Regions from separate parts of the Homo sapiens genome. Here region 2 is linked to region 1. A link is an interaction called in ENCODE POLR2A ChIA-PET data of the cell type or tissue named here. Cell type or tissue: HepG2. All regions are shown on one strand. Each heading gives the region's core, and the rest is flanking DNA. Links, peaks and the distances in the headings are about the cores only.

Evidence for each region. ChIA-PET counts read pairs that join two places held together with the same protein. Peaks named below come from ENCODE experiments on the same cell type or tissue, not always from the same donor. Only the 100,000 strongest peaks of a DNase experiment are listed, where the experiment ranks them.
Region 2: POLR2A ChIA-PET joins it to region 1 with 5 read pairs; 27 of 35 experiments call an interaction of 5 or more read pairs at or near these places.

The regions. Positions count from the first base shown.
Region 1 is chr15:74,605,595-74,608,402 of GRCh38, reverse strand. It overlaps CLK3-AS1 (CLK3 antisense RNA 1), which reads left to right. Exons shown (of 9, transcript XR_007064715.1): 4 at 1-189; 5 at 388-504. It also overlaps a transcript of CLK3 not described here. Among named protein-coding and RNA genes, the nearest start is that of CLK3-AS1, 8.8 kb to the left of the region's middle. In HepG2, for the core only: no CTCF peak of the experiment used is centred there; no DNase peak of the experiment used is centred there; H3K27me3 peaks cover 878 bases.
Region 2 is chr15:74,530,013-74,532,820 of GRCh38, reverse strand. No RefSeq gene overlaps it. Among named protein-coding and RNA genes, the nearest start is that of ARID3B, 9.8 kb to the left of the region's middle. RefSeq lists a silencer at 946-1,146. In HepG2, for the core only: no CTCF peak of the experiment used is centred there; a DNase peak (open chromatin) is centred at 1,520.

The DNA of each region.
Region 1 (2,808 bases), core at 258-2,757:
ACACTCCAGGTCCTGGAGGTACCAGTGCCCCTCAGGAAAGAGCTAGAGGCACAAGAATCACATCCCAGGCTTCATGAGGAGATGGCTGAATATTGGAAGGCACGCTGGCACCGGCTGGCAGTTGCCCTGAAATTTAAAGAGGAGGAACTGCAGAGACTCCAGAGGCAGAGTGGGACCTGGCCTCCCCAGGTGGGCACTGTCTCCCACCTTCTTCTCCACCCCCTCAACCCCGTTCTCCCCATTGTCTTCCCCACTGCCCAGTCTTTCCCATACAAACCAATTAGTCTCTTACCCCTCCTTAGGATGCCCCCATCTTGATCCTATACTTCCTTCCCATTTTCTGCCTCTTCCTCATCATGCCCCATCATTCTCCATCCATGTTTTCAGCATGCATTTATTGAGCATCTGCTACATGCCTGGCCCTCTTCTGTGTGCAGAAGCAATGTCAAATCAGATCACTCCTTGTCCTCAACAGCTTATGGTTTGGGGGCACCCGGTAATTGAGTAAGCAATTATTTATTTATTATTGATTGATTTATAATCGATTGATTGATTGCATCAGGGTCTCTGTCACCCAGACTGAGGTGCAGTGGTGCAATCATAACTCACTGCAGCTTCAAACTCCTGGACTCAAGCGATCCTCCTGCCTCAGGTAGCTGGGACTGCAGGCACGCATCACCATGCCTGGCTAAGTTTTTTTTTTTTTTTTTTTTTTTGTAGAGATGGGGGTCTCACTACATTGCCCAGGGTGGTCTTGAACTTCTGACCCTCAAGCAGTTCTCCCACCTTGGCCTCCCAAAGTTCTGAGACTACAGGCATGAACCACTGTGCCTATTTTGCAAGTAATAATTTAATGTGCCAGATGAGGGAAGAGGCACAGTGGGAGCTGGTTAAGGGGTGGCAGATAGGAGAGTCCCTCCCAGAGAAGGGGTTTCTGAGCCTCTGAACCCTCACACAAGGATAGACAGGCATTTTCCAGGAGGAGAGAGGAAATGAAGGGCATTTCAGCAAGAGGAAACTGCACATACATATACCCAGAGAGACAGGGGAGGAGTGTTGTAAATAGCCCCTGATCCACTTGAGAAGGAGAGTGGGTGAGGGGGTTACTATGGACATGGGACAGGGGCCAGATCTAGGGTTTAGATGTCCCAGCTCCTGTCCACCTGACTTCACCTCCAGCTTGGTGGCTGCCTTCTCCTGGTCAGCATCCCTTAGTCTCCTGGGCAAGTGTATGTGTGCATGGACAGACAGACACACAGACATGCATGCACACACACACCCCCAGGATACACATCAGACATCTGCAGACACCCCCAGATATGCACACACACAGACACAGAGAGAGATACAGACACCAACGAGGTGCCTGGGAGCCATAGGGAAGTAGTATTCTAAGGACCCCATGTGGGATCCACGCTCTGCCACAAGGCACCTGACTGAAGCTGATCTGCTGATCTCGATGGAAGGAAAAGGAGAGAAAGCTTAGCTGGCTTTGGGCCTCATAAAGGTTGAGTTGGTCTAAATCAGTGTATCTCAAATGGGTACACAACTGTGCTCATAGGGGGCTGTTCCTTAAGTCTGCAGTGTAGTCTGCCACTATATATTTGTACAGAGGAAAATCTCAGTTTTTTGTTTTGTTGTTTTTTTTTTTTGTTTGTTTGTTTTTGTCTATTTCTCAAACCAGACCCTTGAGGGTCAGAAGATATATCCTCAGCGCCTGGATGGGCTATATTCTTTGGTCAAGTCTGAGGACTTGCAGTGGGCAATGTCAGTGAGAAGGTAGTGGAGTGACAGAGGGCTGGGCCCTCGGCAGATTTGTCTCCTAGCAGGAAGAGGTGCTAGGTGAGCCGGATGCACTTAACCTGCACGTGATGCATAAGCCAGTGCCACTTTGGGCCCCACATGCAGGGCCTTCCAGCCCCTCAGAGACTGTCCAGGCCATTTTTACTCCCTCCCTGGACCCCTAGAAGGCCAACCCAGGACTCACCTTCTACAGGCAGGTGGGGACCCTGGGCTCTGGGCCTATCCAGCAAGGATGGCCTAAAATGCAGACCCTGGGTCCTGGGCAGGGGTCCTGTGCAGAGTGGCTGATGAACCAGACTAGCAGTGCACTTCCAGCAGGGCGAGGCTCTTGGAGATGGGGCAGCAGCTGGATAGGGTCTGGACAAAGCCATATTGCATCAACGTCCGGCTGGCCAGGGGGTTCACGGGCTCAGCACCCAGCGCTCCCAGGGCCTCTGGCATGCTCCACCTCCAGTCCCATCCCCAGCCTCAAGCTCCTCCACCCAACCCTCTCTGGGTGTCTACCTCAGTCTGTCTTCCATCCAAGGATTCAGTAGTCTGCACTGTCCCCAGATTAGTGGCTAAGATTGTGGGTTTAAATCTTGGCTCCACAATATACTAGCTGTGTGACCTTGGGCAGTTCCTCTGCCTCTCTGGGCCTTATCTGTAAAAGTGAAAATAACAGTTATCCTCCCTGAATGAGTGCCTAAGAGGATGACATTTGACAAGCACGTGAAAACACATGGCATTCAGTCATGAAGCATTAGCCACTATGATTGCACAGTTCCTGCTGCTGCAGGTGTGGTCACTTTGAGGAGAAAGTTCTCCTCGAAGTCAGGGTCCTTTTGGGGCCAGAGAGCTGCCACATGGGGCTGGATCCCACTTACCCTCTGTGAGTTTGCTAGGGCTGTGATAACAAAGTGCTGAAGACGGTAGCTTCAATGGCAGGCATTCATTGTCTCTTGGTTCTGAAGGCTGAAGTTCAGGTCAGGGTGTCGGCAGGGTTGGTTCCTCCTGAGGCCTGTG
Region 2 (2,808 bases), core at 230-2,729, 76 kb after region 1:
AATTCCCCTACCTCAGCCTCCCGAGTAACTGGGATTACAGGTGCCCACCACCACACCCAGCTAATTTTTGCATTTTTAGTAGAGACAGGGTTTCACCACGTTGGCCAGGCTGGTCTCAAATTCCTGACCTCAGTGATCCGCCTGCCTTGGCCTCCCAAAGTACTGGGATAGGCCTGACCTTTTTTTTTTTTTTTTGAGATGGAGTCGCGCTCTGTCACCCAGGCTGCCAGGCTGGAGTGCAGTGGCACAATCTCGGCTCACTGCTACCTCCGCCTCCCGGGTTCAAGTGATTCTTCTGCTTCAGTCTTCCAAGTAGCTGGGACTACAGGTGGGCGCCACCACGCCCAGCTAATTTTTTTTTTTTTTTTTTTTTGTATTTTTAGTAGAGATGGGGTTTCAGCATATTGGCCAGGCTGGTCTCGAACTTCTGACCTTGGGATCTGCCCTCCTTGGCCTCCCAAAATGCTGGGATTACAGGCGTGAACTACCGTGCCTGACCAATTTTTTTTTTGTATTTTTAGTAGAGATAGGGTTTCGCCATGTTGGCCAGGGTGGTCTTGAACTCCTGACCTCAAGTGATCCACCTGCCTTGGCATCTCAAAGTGCTGGGATTACAAGTGTGAGCCACTGAGCCTGGCCTAAATTTAGTCTTAAATGTACAGTGCATAAAAGCTAAGAAACAACGGGTAAATGGCCATATTATGGGATAATAATCTCGTAACTAATGAGATCATAACTAATGAAGGGAAAATGCCTTTAGTTTTGTTTATGATAGCCAGTGTAATTGTTAATGTAATTGTGTCTGTCTTAATGAGATTTGATGTTTTAGCATGAGTGGGTGTTAATTTTGGGACACTGTGCACATATAAAATGTTTTCCCATTGAAATTAAGTACTGATTACATTTTCAACTTGAATTGCCCCACAAGAGGTTTTTTAGGATTAACTACCCCAGGAAGGCAGGAAAGGACTGTCCTGTAGTCACTGTACCTTTTACTGTCATGGAAAATTAAAATGAAACCAGATGATTAAGGTTTCCACTTGTCCTGAGATGAAGGTGTAGCCTGAGGAGCCTCTATTAGCATGTGTAAAGCCTCTGCTGAGTAAATGGTATTAACTTGTGTAAAGAAAGAATGTGACTAGGGGGCCCAGCAAGGAGGTATATCAAGTCAACACATTCCTGAGGGTATCTCTCTAGCTGTGGTGGTGGATGCGTCAGTAACGTATCTGCAGCCTGAGTGGGCTTTCAGTGTGTTTTCCTGTGGGTAGGGGATACGACCATCAGGCTGACTACTGGGTGTCCTCTTTCATAGAACTGTTTGTATTTTAAGTCAGACAATTGGTATTTGGTGTCTGGTGACCTGGGTTATGTGAAGTGTCAGCCTCCACTAACCACTAAACCCTGGGGAAATGCCAGTACCTAGTTACTGAGGCTCAAAGGTAAACTTTGAAAACTTTTTCAGAGTAACAAGCCCTCCTGGCAGTGGGCAGACCAACATTCCCCTGAAGATAGCTGCTCTCTTGCCACATTCTCTTTCCACATGCCTTCACTGCAAAGGTCTTCTCCAAGCCTGGGACTCCGATTTGCCAACATGCTGATGAACTGACTTGACTACATTGTTCTGTCTCTCACCTGTGAATGGAAGAGGTTAGACCTCTAAGGCAAGCAAAAAGGCCAATCCCAGAGTGACTCATCTTTGAAAATATTGGATTGTCTCACTCTCCCTGATACTTAATTAAAAGCCATCTTTGCAAAGCATCATCCAATTTCTGTAGTGGCCCCAGCGCTCAGTAGTCCCAGAGACTGTCAGAGCAAAAGGGAGCAGGAGGCAATTCAAGCCATCTGTCCTAGAATAGGACACCTGGTCACAGGCCTGTGCCTCTGGTCAGGGCTCTTTGGGAGCCATCTGGCCCTCCATCCCATAGAGCTGTGCTGAGCCAGACTCTGTCAAGTATTGGTGAAACTAAGAGGAGAAGGTACACAAGCCAAAGTTAGCCTGGCAGTGAGCTTGACTGGGAGAGTTGCAGGGCCAACCGATTCTCATAAATGTGTCCACAGATACCTACACAGGTGTCTCAAAAAAATACATAAATAAAATAAAGGAAGCTAATTATACTATAATGGGAGTTTTCAGAATTTTATTAAGGTGAAATCTATGAAATGCCAGAAAGGTTAAAAAGCTTGTCTACTTCAGGCCTTTGCTTTCTGCTTTATGGCAAGAGCACATGTTGAATATTTAGATTAATTCAAACCAACCTCAACACAAATTTTTAACCCTGATGCAATTTCGGGGAACAATAGTTAACATCATTTAGGAATACAATTTAGAACCCTCACCTTTAAAAATGGAGCCAGATTTTCAATCTCTCTAATTAAAGTGAAAGTTTGATTTCCTAATGCTTATAACTCTACTGAGATTGTGTTGGAAGAGAAGAGATTGATTATAAAGCTAACTGATCTGATGTCCTCCTGACCAATTCCCTTTCATCTCTCTCCCCACAAAAAGGGACAAAAAGCTTAACACTGTGGTCATCCAGCAGCCAGTCATTTCCTAATATGGACAGTACAGTCCTTCAGTTTCACTTCCAGAAGCCAAGTACTAGGAGAATAGTTTTTACATTTGTATATGTTTCCTACACCTCTTTCCCTTCTCAGTCCCAAGAGAGAAGCCTCTGTGTTGCTTGCTTTAACGTTAATGATGATGTCTGCAATGACTGTATTTCCTGAACCTACAGTATGGGATCAGCTCCAACACGTCACCCTAATGTTTGATTACAAAATTTAAATGAATAATCACAAAATTTGAGG